Linked DNA regions of Homo sapiens: region 1 is linked to region 2. The links are chromatin loops, found by intact Hi-C in ENCODE. Cell type or tissue: Caco-2. All regions are shown on one strand. Links, peaks and the distances in the headings refer to the core of each region. The heading gives the core; the rest is flanking DNA.

Region 1 (10,535 bases), core at 4,915-7,414, 52 kb after region 2:
AAGTAGCTGGGATTACAGGCTGCGCCACCACACCCAGCTAATTTTTGTATTTTTAGTACAGACATGGCTTCACCATGTTGCCCAGGCTGGTCTCAAACTCCTGGCCTTCAAGTGATCCACCCACCTTGGCCTTCCAAAGTGCTGGGATTATAGGCCTGAGCCACTGTGCCCTGCCCATATAACTGATTTCTAAGTCCCTTCTCCCTCAAAGCAAAAGTTGGTGAAAACTTAGTCATGTGGATTTTCTTATATTCCTATATATGCATTGTCCTTGTTAAGATCCAAGAACAAGGTAATAATTAGCCTAGTATGAAATTTTAAGGCATGTTCCTATAACTTATTTGAATGATCTTAGGGGATGTGTCATATAGCCTCATCAGATGCCTTCATAAAAGCTAAATCTCAGCTCAGGTTAGTGTCACTGCTAGGCAAAGGGCCAGAATGTGACATTCTACCAGGGGCCCTCCCCAAAGGCCTGTTTCTCAGCCATTCTCCTGTTGATAGACTTGCCCTTATTCCGGCAAAATTTTCCTCACTTTGAACCTACATCTAAATATCAGTTACCTGTTCTGTACAACAAATTACCCCCAAACTTAGTGCTGAAAACAGTGGATGCTCATTAGCTCACACCACTTCTGAGGGGCTGGCCTCCGGGAGTGGCTTATCTGGGTGATTCTGCATGAGGCTTGTCAAGCTGTGGCTGGGGCAACAGTCATCTCAAGGCTCAACGGGGACAGGAGAATCCTGTTCCATCTCCCTCCATCATAGCGTTGTTGACAGGAGGCTCAGCTTCTCACTGGCTGTTGGCCAGAGGCCTCCATTCTTTGTCATGTGGATACCTCTTTGTAGGCTGCCTGAGTGTCCTCAGGACAAGACAACTGGCTTCCTCCAGAGAGACCAGCCCAAGAGAAAAAGAGAGAGCATGTGCAAGCGAGAGAGTACCCGAGACAGAAGCCCAGCTTTATAACCTAATCTCAGAGTGACTACTGTCACCTCTGCCATAGCCTACTGGTCAAACAGGCTGGCCTGGTAGAGTATAGGAGGAGACTACATATGGATGTGAATACCAGGAGGTGAGGATTATCCAGAGCCATCTTTTAGGCAGCCTACCACAACCTAGATCCACTCTCTCCAGTCCTAACAAAAGACACGACAGACAGCACTAAGCCTACAGCTTTGTGGGTTGTTTTTTTCTGTTTTGAGGTGGATTCTTGCTCTGTTGCCCAGGCTGGAGTGCAGTGGCATGATCTCAGTTCACTGCAGCCTCTGCCTCCTGGGTTCAAGTGATTCTCGTGCCTCAGCCTCCTGAGTAGCTGGGACTACAGGCACGTGCCATCACCCCTGGCTAATTTTTGTATTTTTAGTAGAGACGGCATTTCACCATGTTGGCCAAGCTGGTCTCAAACTCCTGGCCTCAAGTGATCTGCCCCCCTCGGCCTCCCAAAGTGCTGGGATTACAGGCATAAGCCAGCCCCACCAGCCTAAGCACACAGCTTTGAAAGCACAACCTTCACTAACACTGAAGACTTTAGAGCTCCTCCTCTAACCTTCAGCTGAGGCCACTTATCTCCTGGAAGGCCAGTCTTGCTGACTGATGTCAAAGAGGACTTTACATTTTACTGTGTGTTTAAATAAGAAATGTGAGTTCCTGAAGTTTTATTATTGTCAAACATTCCAGATCATTATCTAATTTTCAAATGTTACATGAAAGTCCCAGATCAAATAAGGAAACTCTTGGATTTCTTTTGTTCAATTAGTAATTATAAGAACAATCTGTTAGTCATGGCAGAGACCATTATATCACATTAAAAAAAATGTACAGACTTGCTGGAAAGCAAAGGTGTTACTAACACTCTGGCTGGGCCTGCTGTACTTCTCCTCATTTGTAGGTTATCAGTAGCAAGTTGTAGTGTCAACTTTATTCTCTTCTCTGCTACAAAAATGAAAAGTCTAGAACAGCAGATGACAATTTGAAGACTTTTTTGTTGGTGCACCCTGAACTCTGTGGTTCAGTAAACATTCCTCAGCCAGTTGTACCTGGATGTTTGGTTGTATGCTAGCCATTAAGCTTTGCAACTAGGATCGTGAGGGCCATAGATGTTTTCTTTTGTTGTGTCATATGTTATATCTGTTGTAGTGAATTAAACTCAATCTGTTGCATCATACAGCTTGAATCAAAATGAAGTAAATATTTTTTTCTCCTATTATTTCCAAGAAAAAAAGACAGTGCTTCAGCTGGCTAAGAGTATTTGTATAATTTTGAAAGTTTTACATAATAAACTTTGTCCTATAATAAAATCTTTGTTGCTTCTTTCGAAATGACATGGCTGAAAGAAAGGCTTTATACCAAAGTCAGCCTGGCAGGAAGTGTTCCTCAGCTTCTTCTCCCTAAGTTATTCTCATTAAAATAAACATTTTAACTTTTTTTTAATACTAGAACATCAGAACAGACATTGTCATGGATGTTGGCTGCAGTATAAATCCAGCCATTGACATAGGCCAGGTACGTGTAACTGATGTGTCTCACTTTCTATTTGTAAAAGCCAAAAGTGCGGTGGGGTCTGCAGGAGAGCATTCCATCAGTCTTATTCATCATCTTATTTTTCTAACCCTTTAGTCAACTCTATTCAGACCAACTGCAGAGCTCAAATGTTTTACTGTTTAAAAGGGGGAAGGAAATAAAGGTGTTTTAGGTAGTTTTTGAAGAAACATAAAATCTGTGACTAGGGAGCTTGAATGAGGCAAGACCAAGCCTACAGGTGACTGATGAGCTCCAAACTTCTGGGACATAAATAGAGTTAGTGCCCAGTGCTGAGCCTTAGCCACACGATGGGCTTCAGCTTCGAGGAGTTTGAAGTCGTGTTGGGATAACAAGCCTCAAGTCATCAGAGCAGTAGCTGTTGGTAGGCAGCCTGTAGTGCTGGATTCCACCCACAGACATTTTCAAATTTAAATTTGAAATAGTTGAAAAGATTGGAAAGTCATAAATATCTAGTTTCTCTTGAAAACAGAAAGTTTGCCCACACTGGATCCTCATTTCCATGAGTGAAGTCGGTGGGCTGTACCTTTAGAGTCCCACACTCTCCAATGACACAGGACCCACCTGGAATCTTCATATACTGGGTTTGCGTGTCTCGAACCTGGAGGCAATTCAGCTCATTACCTCTGATTTAGGGCACCATCTTGTGTCCCCTCCCCCCCACCCCCCGCCCCCACCATCATGACATTGCATTATTGGCGAATGGGAAGAATCTGTGGTGTGGAGAAGTCAAAGGAGGCTTAGGGAGGAAGTGGGTGTGAACCAGGTTGTCAAGGAAAGAATGAGAAACGACATTAGGGGTGAAAGAAGAGTGGAGGAAGTCACCCTACAGAAACACATGGAATTTAGCATGCCTGTTCATGGCTGCTAATCAGGCCAGGGCAGATGACTATGGGGAAGGCCTGTGTGGGAGGGGTGGGCCATGAGGAGGGAGTCAGAGAGCAGAAGAGGGCTGGGGACTGCCAGGGGTGGGTGGAGGGCTTTTAGAGACAAGACTTCACTTAGTGGGGATGGACTGAAGTGTTTGGAAGACTGATCTAAAATCAGAGTCCAGAGATGTGAGGCTAGCCACTTTGTGGGCAAGGAGGTGGGATGAGACAATGGGATTGTAGCATTCACTAGCACCCTGGGGTCTCTGGACACATCAGTCAGGGGGGTTTGTCTGCCTCATGGGCAAAAAACAAAAGAAGAGGGTGCTTGGGCTCCAGACTCTGTGAAGACTCTTCCTGAGCACTCATTTCAATGGCCAAACCAAAATTAGAACCCTAGTCCTTTGTCTTTGACCTTCTTTTTTTCATGATTTTTATTTATTATTATTATTATTTTTTTTTTTTGAGACTAAGTTTTGCTCTTGTTGCCCGGGCTGGAGTGCAATGGTGCAATCTCAGCTCACCGCAACCTCCGCCTCCCAGGTTCAAGCGATTCTCCTGCCTCAGCCTCCCGAGTAGCTGGAATTATAGGCATGCACCATCACACCCAGCTAATTTTTTTTGTATTTTTAGTAGAGACGGGATTTCTCTATGTTAGTCAGGCTGGTCTCAAACTCCCAACCTCAGGTGATCCGCCTGCCTCGGCCTCCCAAAGTGCTGGGATTACAGGTGTGAGCCACCACGCCCGGCTGACTTTGAACTTCTTTTAACTTAATGCTGAACAAACATGTTTAAAATGGCTTTTAGATAAACTTTCAGCAACATGCTCCAAGACACCCTGAAAATGCTCTTAAACTGTAATTTTAAAATTCAAGCAAACAGCATGAAGTTGAAATGCTACTTAGTGTTGACTGTGTTTTCTCATACGTGGAAATTCTTTTTTTGTTCTTGCCTCAGATTGAAGGTGCATTTATTCAAGGCATGGGACTTTATACAATAGAGGAACTGAATTATTCTCCCCAGGGCATTCTGCACACTCGTGGTCCAGACCAATATAAAATCCCTGCCATCTGTGACATGCCCACGGAGTTGCACATTGCTTTGTTGCCTCCTTCTCAAAACTCAAATACTCTTTATTCATCTAAGGTAAGTAATGTTCTATGGGTAAATATGCATGTTTATATGATACCTGTTGGGTGACAGGAAGGCTACATTCCTCTCTTGGCTGTTTGGGATTTTTACCAGGATTGCAGAAGAAAAATTCTTATTAAACATTTTAATTCTAATCTAACATTATGATAAAAATTTTTAGTATTCCAAATCTTAGAACTTAACATCAACTACTATTGCCATCAGGTTCTATCTAATTTTTCACCTTGCAATAATCATCTTCATGCCTAATAATCATCTTCTGTATGTAGGTCATTTCCTGAGGCTAGAATTCTAAGAATGGGAATATTGGATCAAAAGATTAAATTACTTTTTGAAACAAAAAATTTATATAGGCCGGGCGCAGTGGCTCATGCCTATAATCCAAGCACTTTGGGAGGCCAAGGCGGGCAGATCACCTGAGTCCAAGAGTTCGAGACCAGCCTGGCCAACCTAGTGAAACCCCATCTCTGCTAAAAATACAAAAAAATAGCCAGGTGTGGCGGTGCATGTCTATAATCCCAGCTACTTGGAGGCTGAGGCAGGAGAATGGCTCAAACCTGGGAGGCGGAGGTTGCAGTGAGCTGAGATTGTGTCACTACACTCCAGTGTCATGCTTGGGCAACAGAGCCAGACTCTGTCTCAAAAAAAAAAAAATGTACATATGTAGTACGTAATATTTTTATATATGCACATATGCTATAAATATGCACATATATACAGAGTGAGAGAGAGAGGTATAATCTAGTTGGCATGCTTCCTTTCAAGGGTCTGGGAGAGTCGGGGGTGTTCCTGGGGTGTTCCGTGTTTTTCGCTATCCATGACGCAGTGAGTGCAGCACGACAGGAGAGAGGCCTGCATGGACCCTTGACCCTTAATAGTCCACTGACCCCGGAGAAGATTAGGATGGCCTGTGAAGACAAGTTCACAAAAATGGTACGTTTGCATGGTAGAAAAAAAATAGTGATCATAAAATTCTGAATTTTTGGCCTCTGTTCTTGTGGTAAGTTTTCGTGAACGCACTGCTGTGGCTTTTCTTGCCAGAAAAGGTGACGGGAAACCTGGGGGCATTTGAGCAGATGTGCAGAGGGGTCCTTGAACTTGTACCCCTCGGGTTGCATTTTTTCATCAGCCTGCCCCTGCTTGGCTCCATTCTATACTATTTGACAAAAGAAAGTTCATTCCCATTAGTTTTATGTTCCTCTCCTGTTTTGCTCCCTTCCTAGGACACCTTGGTCAGGAATAGAAGTTCAGGAACTATGCCCTGAACCTAGGACACCCAGTCCAGGAATATAGGCCCCTCTGACAGTCTGCCTCCACCCCAACCCCAAACGGGCACCCGGAAAGTATGCTAGCAGGAACCCCTCCCCTCTGGCAACAGCGCCCATGCCGAGCAGACATCTCTACCCTCCTTGGATATTTTCAGGGACAGGGTTTTTAATTGTGGAAGAAAGTCATACTGTTCACAGTTACCACCCTGACTTTGACTGAAGGGAAAGCCCCTCCCATCCTCCACTCACACTGGCTCTTTGTGGTATCCTTCATGGTTTTCCCTAAGCCCCTGACACGTTGCTTTTTCTACTCTGGAGAAACAGAGACCCACTCCACTTTTCACTGGGTGGTCTTCAAGCGTGAGATGATAACCCCAGGACCTCTCCAGTCCTCCCCTGGCTTCCTCTATACTTCACAGGCTGTTGTTCCCTGACCTGTCATGGCCCTGGTTGCCCTCTGCTGGTGTTTAACCTACTTTATGTTCTTCTATTTTTCACCTAAGTCACAAACATTTCCCAGGTTTGAACATCCAGATTTGTTTTTATTTTAGATTCCGAGAGATGAACCTGGATCCTACGTTCCTTGGAATGTACCCATCTGAATCAAATGCAAACTTCTGGAGAAAACAGAGTGCCTCTTCCCAGATGGCAATCTGTCCTATCTCTGTGCTGGAAGATGCTAGATCTGAAAGACAGAGTTTCCACAGTTCAGAAATCATCCCACAGTGTTGCTTTTCTATGGAGCTGATTTAAAGTATTCCATTTAGATTTGATAGATATGCTTAAGCAATCTATAAATCATTTTCAATGTTATAAACACTAATTGGTTTCCTCTAGGGTGATATCCGTCATTACTCTGTCTCTTCAATCCATCCAGCTAAATGGAATAGGTGATGACTTGCATGTGACTCCTACTTGGCTTCTATCCACCAACAGAAATTATACCATATAGTGAAAGGCAATTTTCTAAATAATTTCATTACTAATATGAACTGTGAAGTTGTCATTTTTTCATTTGTCCTTTTCTGCTATCACCTTCCTCTTGTCAGAATGAATATAGACACTGTATCTAAGTGGGACCAAAGAAAAAATAGCGAACTTTCACCAAAGTTTTCATGAAAACCCAAAAGCTTTAAAAGTTACTATCAAGAAATTGAAAGGAAACCCACAGAATAGGATAAAATATTTGTAAATCATATATTTGATAAAAGTCTTGTAACCAGATACATAAAGAGCTCTTACAACTCAATAAAAGGCAAGTAATTTAAAAATAGGCAAAAGAATTGCTGGATGGTATGGTAGTTCTATTTTTAGTTTTTACCCTAACTACTCTGACTTGATCATTTAACATTCTGTGTATGTAACAAAATATCACATGCATAAATATTATGTATCAATAAAATTTTTTAATGGGCAAAGGATTTGAGTAGATGTATCTCCAAAGAAGATATATAAATGGCTAGTAAGCATTAAAAATATGCTCAAACTCATTAGTCATTAAGGAAATGCAAATCAAAACCACAATGAGCCACCATTTTATATGCAGTAGGATGATTGTAATCAAAATGATGGACAGCAGTAAGTATTGGCTAGGATAGGGAAAAATGGGAACACTTATCCATTGCAGGGGGCAGTGTAGAATGGTGTAGATACTGTGGAAAATAGTTTAGCATTTCCTCAAGGAGTTAAACATAGTTAACATAGAAGTTAAACATAGAATTACCATAATCTTAGGTATATACCCAAGAGAATTTAAAACATATATTCACCCAAAAATGTATACATAACTGTTCATAGCATTATTCATAGTATCCCAGAAGTGGAAACAACTCAAATTTCCATCAACTAATAAAATGTGGTATATCCACACAAGAGAGTTTTATTTGGCCATATAAAAAAAAAGCACTATTACATGTGACAACATGGATGAACCTTGAAAACATTGTCTAAATGAAAGAAGCCAGGCACAAAAGGCTGCATATTATATGATTCCATCTATACAAAATGTCCAGAACAGGCAAATTCACAGACACAAAGTAGATTAATGGCTACCAGAGGCTGCTGGGACCACAGACTGCTAATGGATATGGGATTCCTTTTCGGGGTGAGAAAAATGTTCTAGAATGAGTGGTGATAATTTTACAACGTGTGAATATACTAAAAACCACTGAATTGTAATTTTATAAAGGTGAGTTTTATGGTATGTGAATTATACCTCAATTTTTAAAAAAGTATCTGTGGAGAGAAACAGAAAATGTGGGAAAGATTGAGAAGTTGTGAGAATCAAGAAGCCTGTCCCAATCAATGGCTTTCCAAAAACATGGAAGCCTCAAAGGGAGGCTAAATAGCAAGGCATAGTCAAGGAAAAACGCCATTTCCGTTAAGAGCAGAGAGAAGTCACATGGATCTCTGCCTTTAAGAGCAGATTTTCTCATTTATACCACAAGTATTTATAGAGCATTTTACTCTGTGCCAGGCACTGTACTAGGCACTTGAGATTTATCAGCAAACAAAATAGACAGAGATCCCTGTCCTTGGGAAGATCCTATTTTGGTAAGGGCAGGCAGAAAAATTTTAAAAATAATAAGTAAATTACAGGAGTATGGTTGATGCTTGAGTGCTAAGGGAAGAAGTAGAAGTGGAGCAGGTTAAGGCCAATGGAGAGTGATGGAGCAGGTGGCAGGTTGTGGTTAGAATAGGTCAGAGAAAGCCCTCCTGAGGAAATGAGAATGGAGGCTGTGAGCTAAGCAGGTATCTGGAGGAAGAGCATTACTGGGGAGACAAGGCATTAGAGCAGAGTCTCTTGCAAGCAAGTGTGCCTGGCCCGTTTGTGGAGCAGCAGTGGGGCCCATGTGGCTAGCACAGAGCCAGGGACGGGGGCAGCCATGTAGAACCTGGAGGCCGCTATAAGGACTTGAGCTTTTAATCTAAGTGGCTGCAGAGCAGAAAAGTGACATGGACTTGCTTCTGTTGCAAAGGATTATCCTGGATGCTGTGCTGATGCAGGTCGTGGGAGGGCAAAAGTCGAGGGTAGATGCCTCCTTTCTGTCCCTTTGCCAACTCCTCCCCCTCCAGCCCACCTCTGTAAATGTTGGAATTCTCGAGACAGCCATGGGCCCTCTTTCCCAGTCTCTCTGCCTGGTGGGTGGCTGCCTTTACTCCCATGGCTGGAGGTAACTCTCTTGCTTAAGCTCTGGCTCTGTAAACCCAACTCTTGCTTTTCATTGCCACTTGGATGTCTCAAAGGCACTTCAAACGTCCCAAGCAGATCTCCTTTTCTGTACAGCCATCCACAGGTTGCTAGGCCGGAAACGGGAAATGATCTGAGGTGCTCTGTTCTCTTTGCGCACACATCTATTCAGGCACGAAATCCTGTCAATCCCACATCAAAGACAGTTCCTGAATCTGCCTCTCCCTCTCTTTATTTCCATAGCCTCTATGTTACTCCAAGCCACCTTCATTTCTCCCCTGACTATTGCAATAATCCCCTCCTGATTTCCCTGCATTCATTTTGCTTTCCTTCCAACCATTCTCACATTGAAGCCAAAGATATACATGAATTTGTGGGCACACACACATGCACATGCACACACAAAATCATCATGTTACACTCTTGCCTAAAACCCTTCAATTGCTTCCTATTCATCTCAGCAGAACATGTCCCAAATCCCTAAGATGGCATCTGCAGCCTAGGTTATCTAGCCCCAGCCTGTCTCTCCAGCGTTGGCTCATGTTCCCTTCCCTTTTCCTGTCTGGGTTTCCTGTTGTAGCTCTCACTCTGGAGCCTTTGCCTGTGTCCTCTGTCTGGAGGGTTCTATCACTTTTACCCCTCCTTGGGTCTGACTGCCACTATCCAGTACTGCTCTGCAGTTACAGGCACAAAAGTAACTTGAGGATCTTGTGAAAACACAAGTCGTAAGATCAGGCAAGCAAAAGCTATACAGTAAGAAGGAAGCAGAACATCCAGAACCAAGCAGGAGCAGGAGCGGGAGGAACAAGCCAGCAGCAGAAGCAGGTACCCCAGACACAGTGGCCCACGCCGGTGCTTCAGCGTCTCTCCCTCAACTCACACCTAGAGCTGCTAGGCAGAGTGGAGGGGTCCTTAAGCTGATGCAGAAGGAAAAAGACAGAGCTGGGTTCACAAGAGGGTTGGCTCCATACTTGGGTACAATCCAGATATGCAGTGTTGGCAGTATAGACCCTCTTAGAGGTGGCAAGGGGAAATTTTCCCAATAGGCAGGGCTTTGGGGAGCACACTGATTATCCACATTATGTGGAAAACAGGAGTGGTGCAACCCAAGGTTAGGATATATATGGAACAAATGGTTTGGCCAGCTGGTCAAGGGCCTGGGTGGGGGGGGTGATATTACAAGACTGGGGACAAGATGGCATATGAATGGGCATATGGAAGTGGCATGATATGTGAAGATTTTTGTATCACAGGTTAACACCCAGCAGGAAGCTCCCACTGTGAAAGATTTGCTAAACAATTAAGTGGACCAAATGAGATGGCCATGTGACATTAGCCAACTCTGTCATCCATCACCCCAGTCAGTGCTCACCCAATGGTGTCAGGGATGGAGGCCTTGCACGGGCCCGACAGCATGGGCTTCCACTTGCCATGTAGCTGATGCTGATGCTGAACATCCAATCTGCTTCCAACACAGACCAAAACTGGTCCTCAATTTGACACCATCCCTCCAGGAG
Region 2 (10,535 bases), core at 536-3,035:
ATGCCTGAAGTCACCCTGTTGGTAAAGTGGATACAGTTTGGTGGGTTTTTCCTTGAAATTATTATCAGGAAACTTGACCTCGAGAGTTTTAGTAAGTCAAGAACATGAAAAGGCTTTTTAAAGCATTTGTTCACTGAAACTATTGTTGGATTTGGTTGTGAAAGCTTATAGTATGTCGTAATGAACATTGACGTTGGTGTGTATTCCTTGAGGTTTTAGGTTCAATATGTTTAAAAATTAAAATGCACCAAACTCCATTGAAAATGATTGTTTTGAAAGTTAAAAACAGCTGCCATCTCCCCGGTGTTCTTTTCAAATATGATAGTTGAACCCTTTGGCTTATAAATACCCTAATATTTCTTAGACAATGGAATAAACTTCAGAAAGAAACAACAACAAATTAATGGATATTGAAATCATCCAAAGAAAAAGGAAAATCTTCACATAGTGCATGATCTTGAATGAGAGTTTATCATTGATTGCAAAACAAAGTTTTAGATGCAATATGTCTGCCACATAGATGAGTTTTGTTTTTGTTTTGCCCGTGGTTTTTCACACACACATACAAACATCCACATTGCTAGAGCAACGTCAGCACTCACGAAGAGCATTTTTCCCCTAAATCAGTTCATTTGCTTTGAAAATATTTTGACACAGCTTCAAAAGATCACCAGTTTGAGGAGACAGCATTCTTCCTTCCATAGTATCTTTAGCCAAATACTAAGCAGAAGCAGGTAATTGAGGACAGCTTCTTTCACCAGTAGATTTATCACAACTAACTGCAAAAAAAAAAAAAAAAAAAAAAAAATGTATGATATCTTTGACGGTAGGACAAAGACATTTTTTGGAATTTTTCCTCAGTTTTTTGGCAGGCCTCACACAACATGGTTTCAAAAGACTTTTTTTCAATGTGATGAAGTGTTTTGTTTGTTACAGTGAAATGTGTTATGTCAGTTAACTCCCAGACCCATTACAGATACCTATGAATGTCTTTCCTTAATGTCTGAGCTTATGAATTATCTGGAATTTTGCTTTTCAGGATGAAAAAACTTCTTAGGGTTTTAAAAAGAAGATGTGGGTGATTTTTTTTCACTCAAATGTGGTTCAGGTTGAGAGCCCAAGCAGCATCACAGCTCAGCACTTTGGGGGATATTTTGCAGAGGAAGTCAATTCCTACCATCTGCAACATATGAAAAACCACACCTGGTAGAACCTCATTGTTGGTTTTTCCTTTTCATCACTATCTCAGCTCCTCGAAGCAGAGGGGGAAGAGGAGAACTGAGGGGATTCCTTTGCCATGGGGACAGGGCAGTGTGAGCTACGTCAATAGAGCTGGAGTGTTGGGACTGTCTCCAATCTGTGCTCATGCCTGAACCCCAATAAGTAAACTTTTCTCTCATTTTCCCTAGTCCCCTACATTCGTGGCCTAATATCTACCTTTATTGAATGGAGCCCTGGGCCAAGGTCTAAATTATTTTTCTCGATAGTCTCCTGCTTTCTAGCTGATAAAGTCAGGATGACTCAACAATAACTGAAAATGAAAAAACAAAAACTTAGTCAATACTCCGTTTTTTGTTCACTGTATTATACTAACTACAAAACTGAAGTTTACATTTAAGTAAAAGAAATATGAAATTAGAACAATAAATGCTTATCAACAGTGTTTATTTTGCAGCAAAACAGTAAATTTTATATAAAATAGGAATAAATGCATCCTACACACATGTCTTATACCAAGTTAATTGTAGAAATTACACTACTTTCTGTGCATAGTTGTCAGCCACAATTTGGTTGACATTTTACTTCTTGTCATTTATGTTATGAAAATAATATGGTTTTTTTATTTTCAAATCAATGTTGAACATGTTCTGAAATAACACATGCCACTCTGCCGTTCTCTCCTGATATTCCAGCCCTGCCACCTGCCTGGAGAATCTCTGATCTCTATCTCCAGCCAGAGGTTTTTTGTTTTTTTGAGGCCCTTAAGTAGTTGGGTAGTGAGTGGGGAGCACTCTTCTCGAGTTCCTGGAGCAGCAGAGGGCACTGGAGAACTGTACATTTCACAGCTGTCTTAAGTAAAGCTCTCATTATAACCAGAGGTCTCCTCCATTTGTGGGATTAGATGAATTAAATCCAAATGTTCAGAAAGGAAAGCAAAACATCTGCATGAAAAGGAAATGTGTTAATCGGGGGGATCCAGACAGCTTGTCTTCAGTTCCATAGAGCAAGAGCCTTGGAGCACTTTCACTGGACCAGGGCAGACTTTGAAACAGGAAACCCTGCAGTGAAGAGTGAGATGAAATACCATTTTAGATGGATTCAAGTATCTAACTTATTGTTCATATGTGCTGAATAGGCTTTCTCAAACTGCACATTCTGGTAATCAAATACAAAAGAATTTAGCTTTTCTCCCCGCTCAGATGCCTTAAAGGATGCTATGTTGGAAATAGGCCTGTTTCTTCTTTTTTCTCCCAGTAAAGATTTTTAACCAGTATGTGTTGGCGACTTGTTCTCTCTTCCCTCCTGCCATATGATGTGTAGCCTGGCATTGTAAGGCTCATCTAAAAGGAAGATCCAGGGCTCAGGGTGATCCTGTGAGCTGCAGGATGGGAAGGGGAGGTGTCCATAGCTTTTCTCTGACCTCAACCTGGCCAACATGACTGCATGCCCCTCACCCCCAGGTCTTCCAGAGAAAGCCTCTGGGAGTCTGGCCTCAGTCCCAGTACCGAGTGCAATGTTGACACAGTGAGTTACAGATGGGGGTACCCACCAGGGCTTAGCAGGCCACTCCTCAGCCACAGCCTTCACCCTGGCCTTATGTCTGTCTCTTCACCTGCTCTCCTTCTTTCTTCATATCTTCAGTTCTTTTCACAATACACACCCGACTGGGAAAGCCATAAATTCCCATATTTGAAACACCAGGGCAGACATTGTGCTGATTAATGTCTGCTTTGATTAATGAAACACATTTAAGGTATTTACAGAGCCAACAGCAAGATATTCTGCTCCATGGGGCTCTAAGAAAGAGCAACATTAGTGGATCATTACTCCAATTGCAGGTCCCTTTGGCTTCATTCTCTATCAGGATTGTCTAAGTTAAGAGTTTTGCCAATTATTTCTTATATTTCCTCACTCAAAATTGAAAAAAAGAAGGCTATTCTGGTTGAAGTAATACCCTCAGTATTTTCTACAAACATAGTCACGATATCATCATACTCTTCTGTAAAATATTATATGTATCGTGCTTATATAGAAACAGTAAAGTCATTTTGATAATAAAATTTAAAGAGATACATAAGCATTAGCAAGAGGACATAATTTTGTATTGTCAAGAAGAAAGATTTAAATTTGTTTACTTACACAAATGGAATTTCCATTTGAGATGTTTGGGGTCTACATTCAAAAAAAGTGAAAAATAAGAACAACATCATGGATTGACATACCAGTTGGCTTATTGAATTACTGTAGTAGGTTTATTGTCTTGGTGTTATTAATAGTGACTTTTTTTTTTTTTTTTTTTGATGGCGTCTTGCTCTGTCTCCCAGGCCGGGGTGCAGTGCTGTGATCTTGGCTCGCTGCAACCTCTGCCTCCCAGGTTCCAGCGATTCTGTAGCCTCAGCCTCCCGAGTAGCTGGGATTACAGGCATGTGCCACCGTACCTGGCTATTTTGTTTTGTTTTGTTTTTTTTTAGTAGAGACGGGGTTTTACTATGTTGGCCAGGCTGGTCTCGAACTCCTGACCTCAAGTGATCTGCCCACCTTAGCCTCCCAAAGTGCTGGGATTATAGGCATGAGCCACTGTGCCCAGCCCAATAGTGCTTTTTCATATGCAAAAGTATTCTGGTTTGAGTCTAAATTATATAGCTACCTTCTTATGGGAAATGTGCATAATAATAATTCCTACTTTCTCTATAGAAATGTAAAAGTATATTTTGGTTATTTATTAAACAGAATATAGGCCCAAAGCAGCATCCTGAAGACCCAATTGGCCACCCCATCATGCATCTGTCTGGTGTGAAGCATGCCACGGGGGAGGCCATCTACTGTGATGACATGCCTCTGGTGGACCAGGAACTTTTCTTGACTTTTGTGACTAGTTCAAGAGCTCATGCTAAGATTGTGTAAGTGGTAAAATTCTTACTCAATGGGCATAAATGATTGTCTTTTCATCTAAGTCACACTAGTGAAAAGTAATGGTGTGAAGAAATAGGCTATTTGTTGGTGATATCCAATGCAGACCAGAGGTGAAACAGGATCGAAATGTAGGATTTACTACAACTTCGTTGTCCCAAGAATTTTTTCCCAATTGTCTGGCAGAGACTGTTGGACAGTTCTTACCTCTCTCATATCTTATTATCCAATTAACCATGTTCTTGGCCTCTATGGCCACTCTAAGGAGCTCTGCTGTGTATATCATCTAGGTCTATTGATCTGTCAGAAGCTCTCAGCATGCCCGGTGTGGTGGACATCATGACAGCAGAACATCTTAGTGACGTCAACTCCTTCTGCTTTTTTACTGAAGCTGAGAAATTTCTGGCGACAGATAAGGTACTGCATTTTTGCTTTCTATTTGAAAAATAACTTTCTCAGTTAACGGTGCTTCATATTTTCTTAAAGATACCATCTACTTTGGCACACCATGAAAGACTCCAGTATTCTTAGAATGCTTATTATAAAAGTATATTCTAATATTGAATGAATTCAAATATATTCATTTTCTGTACAAGTAAAGACATTAACTAGTTATATAAAAGATTATTTGGTGTTTTACATTTTCTAATAGTGAGATGGCATACTGCTAATGGTATAAATGAGTAAATGAAGATGGAATAATGGTAAATTTTATATGGAAATCCCTTCCCTGAGAAGCCCTTATTATTGTCCCAGTCTCAGTGTGGTCAAAGTTCAACTACAAGTTCAAGTGGTATCTGCACCATGAAGCCTTTTTTCTCATTCTTCAATCCAGAAGTTCATTCATTCTCTCTCTCTCTCTCTCTCAATTTATTCTGATTTATTTATATTTCCATGTGTTAAATGCGCTTTTTATTTTTTATTTTATTTTATTTTATTTTGAAATGGAGTTTCTGTTTGTCACCCAGGCTGGAGTGCAGTGGCATGATCTTGGCTCACTGCAACATCCACCTCCTGGGTTCAAGCGATTCTCCTGCCTCAGCTTCCTGAGTAGCTGGGATTACAGGCACAAATCACCATGCTCGGCTAATTTTTGTGTTTTTAGTAGACAGCATTTTTGCCATGTTGGCCAGGCTGGTCTCGAACTCCTTACCTCAGGTGATCTGCCCGCCTGGGCCTCCCAAAGTGCTGGGATTGCAGGCATGAGCCACCACGCCCGGCTTAAATGGGATTTTTAAAAGTGAGCATCTATGATGTCTGGTCACCATAGCTGAACAAGATATGTATGATCTCTACTCTCATGGAGCTTAAAGTCTAGAGGAGAAAACAAAGTGACCTTTATGTACTTTCTACCTTGTGTTAAGCTTGTTTATTTTGATGTCTTATATATTTCTTCCACCTAGTATAAATTCCTTGAGTGAGGACCCATGTCTGATTCATCTGTGTATTCCACACACTGCTTCTCACATTGCAGGGTGAATGAGTAGAGGTATAGTGATAACATTGTTGCCTTGTGAAAATTACAAATGATTAAAACTTTGGCTACAGCAAGAACAGCAGTCAACAGGTTTTCTGCATAATTCGGACTGCTCAGTTCAGTGTTTACCCAAAAGGGCTTCATAATTTGAAACAGTCCCTTCCTCTGGCTCTCCTTGGAAGATACTCCCTTGAAGATATTATCTGTAGAAATGAAAGCTTGATGACTGAGAGTTTGAACTCAAGGTTGAAACTCCCCCAAAGCAGGGCTGTGTAGCACTGGCAGAGACGGTGAGAATTTAAGCCCTTTGCATAAATGTTTACTAAACAAGTGAAACTGATCTTGGCTGCATGATAGTACCTGCTCTTTGAGGTGTGCTTATGAAGATCATAAGCATCTCAGGGGCCACATCTATGTGCCAGGTCACAGGAGCAAAATCAGGAGTCTTTGGAGTGCCATTGTGAATGATTGCCTTTGTTGGTTTAATGCTTTTTAAAACATTCATTTATGGCACTTAATGGCTTTTAAAAGTCTTTTCATTGTAGAAATTGTAAGCATACACAAAAATGGGAAAGTATTATACAATGAACCCCATAGATCCATCACCCAGCTTCAACAGTTATCAACACGTTACCATTCTTGTTTCATTTTTCTCTCCTTCACTGCCCCTACCCCAAACAAACACACTTTTTTTGTGTTCATGCTAGATTTTATGTTTTTAATGCCTTTTTTTCGATGATAAAACTACTTTATGTTCATTGTGGAAAAGACATAATAGTTCAAAGTCAATTTTTAAAATGAGTGATTACATTGAAATTGTGAATCACAGCATAAAGTAGGAGAGAGAACTCAGCAATGATGGTGACTTCTTCCAGTCCAGACTGTTTTTACCTTTCTCAAGTCTTAAGGTTTCTTTTCCCCATCTAAATTTCTGCTGTGGTCCCTGTGTGAACTCCTGAGCCTAGCTGCCCCACCTGCAGGCGAATAATCCTAGCTGTCAACCCCCCCAGGAAGGGGATGCTGTCTGCTTGGTCACGTCTTGGCTAGGACATCTTTTCATGAAAAGACAGTTTGTGAGGAGAGATGTGCTCACCATCAGGGTTCTGTTATCACAGGGGACTCCCCTTCCCAGGTCATCCCCTTTTTCTCTCTGGTTGAGATGATCTGTGACTTCCTGGTCCTCCCTGTCCGTGCAGGCAGAGGCTGCCTCTCTCAGAACAGCTCTGATTGTCGTGTGACAGCCAAACATCAAGCCATGGGACAGGCTGGCCCTCACACAGCCTCATAGGCTTGGCCTGGAGCCTGAGCCTGCTGTCCTCAAGACAGCATCACTCCTGCTCCTCTGATACAGCACAAGGATCTAAACTTCCCCCAGTGCCTCGGATCAGGAGGCCAGCTGTGGTTATAGTCATGGACAGATGTGGAGGGGTCACACCTGTGTGTATCTAGCCCTAGCCCTACTGTAATCGAGTACTAGGAGGGAGGAAGAAAATGAATAAAAGAGAGGACCTGATGCCTGCCCTCCTTGACAACAAAGGTCTTTCTGTGTCGTAGGTGTTCTGTGTGGGTCAGCTTGTCTGTGCTGTGCTTGCCGATTCTGAGGTTCAGGCAAAGCGAGCTGCTAAGCGAGTGAAGATTGTCTATCAAGACTTGGAGCCGCTGATACTAACAATTGAGGTAATGAGTTCTGTGGAATGGTGGTGCCAGTTGGGAGCCAGAACAAATATCAGTTAAAATGCTTTTGGCTACTGTAACAGGAAAATGTGGCTCAAAGTGGCCTCCAAAGCACACGGACTTTATTAACCTCTAACCAGTCTCAGTATTAACAATTTCCCCAAGGACATGGCTTCTTTTTGCCACTCTTCTCTGCTGCCCACAATACAAGCTCAATTCCTGTGGTCACACAGATGGCCGCCAGGACAACCTGGACTTCCTTGTTCATGTTCAAGGAGTAAGAGGAACCCTATTGCCCCAGCATTCTAAGCACAAATCCTGAGATCCAGCCTAATTAAGCCACTTAGGTCACATATCCATCTCCAAATTAATGACTGGCAGAGGAATGGAGGAGCTGTTGGTTACTTCTAGGGGTAGGAGTTGGGGTCAGGTTTCTCTGAAGTAAGTGGGCTATGTAGGGGAGTGTAGGAAACTGAAACAAATCTGAGCCCTGTTTGGAAAGGGAAAGGGGAGGGGATGCTAGATGGGAAACAGTGATGTCCAGGAAAGTGGATCCACTCTATGACTTTTTACCCACCTTCACCCAGGCACATGGTGAGGACCAACAGGATGTTCCATGAAGTGAGTGTCAGAGACACGATTTTTAGATTTTTCAAGAGATAAGTCGTATGATGCCTACAGGTATTTTGGCAACTTAAACTGGAGAATTGCATTTTCTATCCTGATTTTTAGAAAGGAGTTGAAAATTTATAAAGGCTATAAGACTCATCTCCATGAAATGATAGGATGTTCTCTTGTGTGCATTCCATTGGTTCTTATAATTTCCTGGATGATGAAAGAATGAACACTGGGGAGGCAGTGTAAATAGATGAGACTCAGTCCATACAGGCCGCATGTGCTCTGGGACACAATATTAGCTTCACAGCATAATGAACATGTTGTTCTCTGGGTGACCGGCATGGCCTGAGGCAGAATTGAGGAAACAACCTGGGCACGATCAGTGTCTCCAGGAGAACTGGGTGTTGGGGGTGCTTCTTGCCATGCTGCTTGATGCTTAGGAACATGGAGTTTGTCTCTGGGAATTTTTCTTACATTTTAAAATAAAAATAAAATCATGTCAAATAGACAAAAACGTAGAAGTCTAATTGGAGTCGAAGTGTGATTAGGCCTCCCAAATTTTCCTGGCCAGTTTCAAATTCAAACACTCTGTTCCCTTCTCAGGCCCTTTTCATTTACATGTTGCATGCTGCTCTTGCTTCATATATTCTGTCCCCTGAAGTTTGCTGGAGAGTTAGAATTACTTATTAGAAATTATTTACGTAACACTTCATCAATATTTTGTTTATAAATCTTTGCCCAATATCAGGGGCTAAATATCTACTCTCCACTCCCCCTACCTTCCAGCCAAATAAAAGCCCCAATAAGCAAATATAATAGATGCCACTCCCCCCACCCTCACCACTTCAACCAGCAGACTCGTGATTGTCTGCCAGAGAATCCCAGCATCAGATACAAGCTCTGGCTTTGTGGAAAAGAGTTGCCTCACATTGTGTTCAGAGATTAAGCTCTCAAAGTCTAAAGATCATCAACTGGATCAGAGCAAATTTAATCAAAGTTTAGAGCAGGGAAATATGCCCCTCTCCCTATACATTACAGTTCTTTTATCACTTTCCTGACTAAGAAAAATTCAGAAAATTGGCTCAAAGTTATTCAAAGAGCAAGCAGCCAGTGAAGTTGAAAAAGATGAAACTTTTAAAAATAGGATTTATAAAACCTAGCTTTTTTTTCAACCTGGAATCTCTTTAATCTTAGATTAATAAGAAAAGCACATGAACAGATTCCAATAGGAAGTGTGTTATCAATCAAAATAGAACAAAAACAAATATATCTCTGTCACTATCACAAAGATTTAATCTGGCACATGCTTTTCGAGTTTTTAGTAGATTGAATGGGGCAACGATCAAAACTCTTGAATCAAGGGGTAAGGCTGATGACCATAATGGAAAAAAATGTGTTCCCTACCGGAATCTGTCCTGAATAATAATCATCAACAACAACATGAGCATAGCTAGGACCTATACAGAGCTCACTGTGTGGTCAACATGGTTCTAGGTCAGTTTCACACATTAACTTACTAAATGCTCACCACAATCCTATGAGGCAAAAACTATTTTTATCCCCATTCTGATGGGGAAACTAAAAGGCAGGGTTACCCAAGGTTACATAGCTAGTCAGTAACAAAAACAATCAACAAACACTCTGTCAAAGAACCTGGGCCCCACCGGTGCTATAAACAAACCAACCCAGTTTTTGAATGGGGGAAATGGCAGAATCACAATAGCCCATCCCTCTAAGGGGTGTTGTCTAGACACCTACTGGTGGCCAGAAGGAAACAGAGATAAGAGAATCCCCAACTACCAACAGAATGGAATTTCATGGATGGACAATAACCCACAGTAGATAATGCCAGCAGGAGCTGGCACACCACATTTGCCAGTGGACACATGGATTACTGCAAGATAAATTCTCAGGGATAGCTAAAAACCAACCTATGTTATTGTAACTACATCTCTGGTTTTGTGCACCACTGTACCCTTTTACTGGGCACCCAGGGAGAGCCAATAGGAGCTAGTGTATAAATGGATTTGTACACCCAGCTCCCAGACAGGGCTTGTCTGAAATCTTACTTCCAGAGCTGGAGGTCCCAGGTGCTCTACTGCCCTGTGCAAATGAAATGCTCATCCCCACAAAGAAGGAATATGGGGCTGGCAGGCAGAGCCACCATGATCCCAATCACTAGAGTCTTTTCAACTAGCAATTATTGAGTGTTTACTATATGCAATATAAGCTCTTCACGTCTTATTTCATTTTATCTTCACCAACCACGATCCTATTGGAGCTATATGCACACCTGTTACTTCCATTTTACAGACAATGATAAGAGAGGTGAAGTGATAGGCCCACAGTCAAAGCTGGTAAGTGGGAAAAATGTGTGCACAATGCTGACTGGGTCTAGAGCCCAGGCTCTGAAGCCCTGTGCTGTATGGCCTTGGCTACATGAAATGGATTGTGGTGTGCAGACAATAACCTGCCTGGAAAATACTAGTTTCATTCTGGGATCACTTAGATGCCAGTTTTTTTCTGTGCATATTATTTCTTCAGACTCAGTAGGCACATTTACATTTCCTCACTGGGGAGTCTCTCTGCAGTTGGATTCTTAGCTTGGCTCACCAGGGTCATGGTGAAAGTGCAC

What was found. Peaks named below come from ENCODE experiments on the same cell type or tissue, not always from the same donor. Only the 100,000 strongest peaks of a DNase experiment are listed, where the experiment ranks them.
Region 1: a loop joins it to region 2, with 11 times the contacts of the local background. A loop is called at or near these places in 4 of 110 quality-filtered maps.

What each region holds. Positions count from the first base shown.
Region 1 is chr2:200,664,250-200,674,784 of GRCh38, forward strand. AOX1 (aldehyde oxidase 1) reads left to right here. Exons shown (of 35, transcript NM_001159.4): 32 at 2,438-2,503; 33 at 4,366-4,554; 34 at 5,326-5,493; 35 at 6,380-7,246. The coding sequence ends at 6,430. Among named protein-coding and RNA genes, the nearest start is that of LINC01792, 66 kb to the right of the region's middle. In Caco-2, for the core only: a CTCF peak has its summit at 6,290 (motif pointing left); no DNase peak of the experiment used is centred there.
Region 2 is chr2:200,616,699-200,627,233 of GRCh38, forward strand. AOX1 (aldehyde oxidase 1) reads left to right here. Exons shown (of 35, transcript NM_001159.4): 17 at 3,952-4,121; 18 at 4,422-4,548; 19 at 7,163-7,285. Among named protein-coding and RNA genes, the nearest start is that of AOX1, 36 kb to the left of the region's middle. In Caco-2, for the core only: no CTCF peak of the experiment used is centred there; a DNase peak (open chromatin) is centred at 2,038.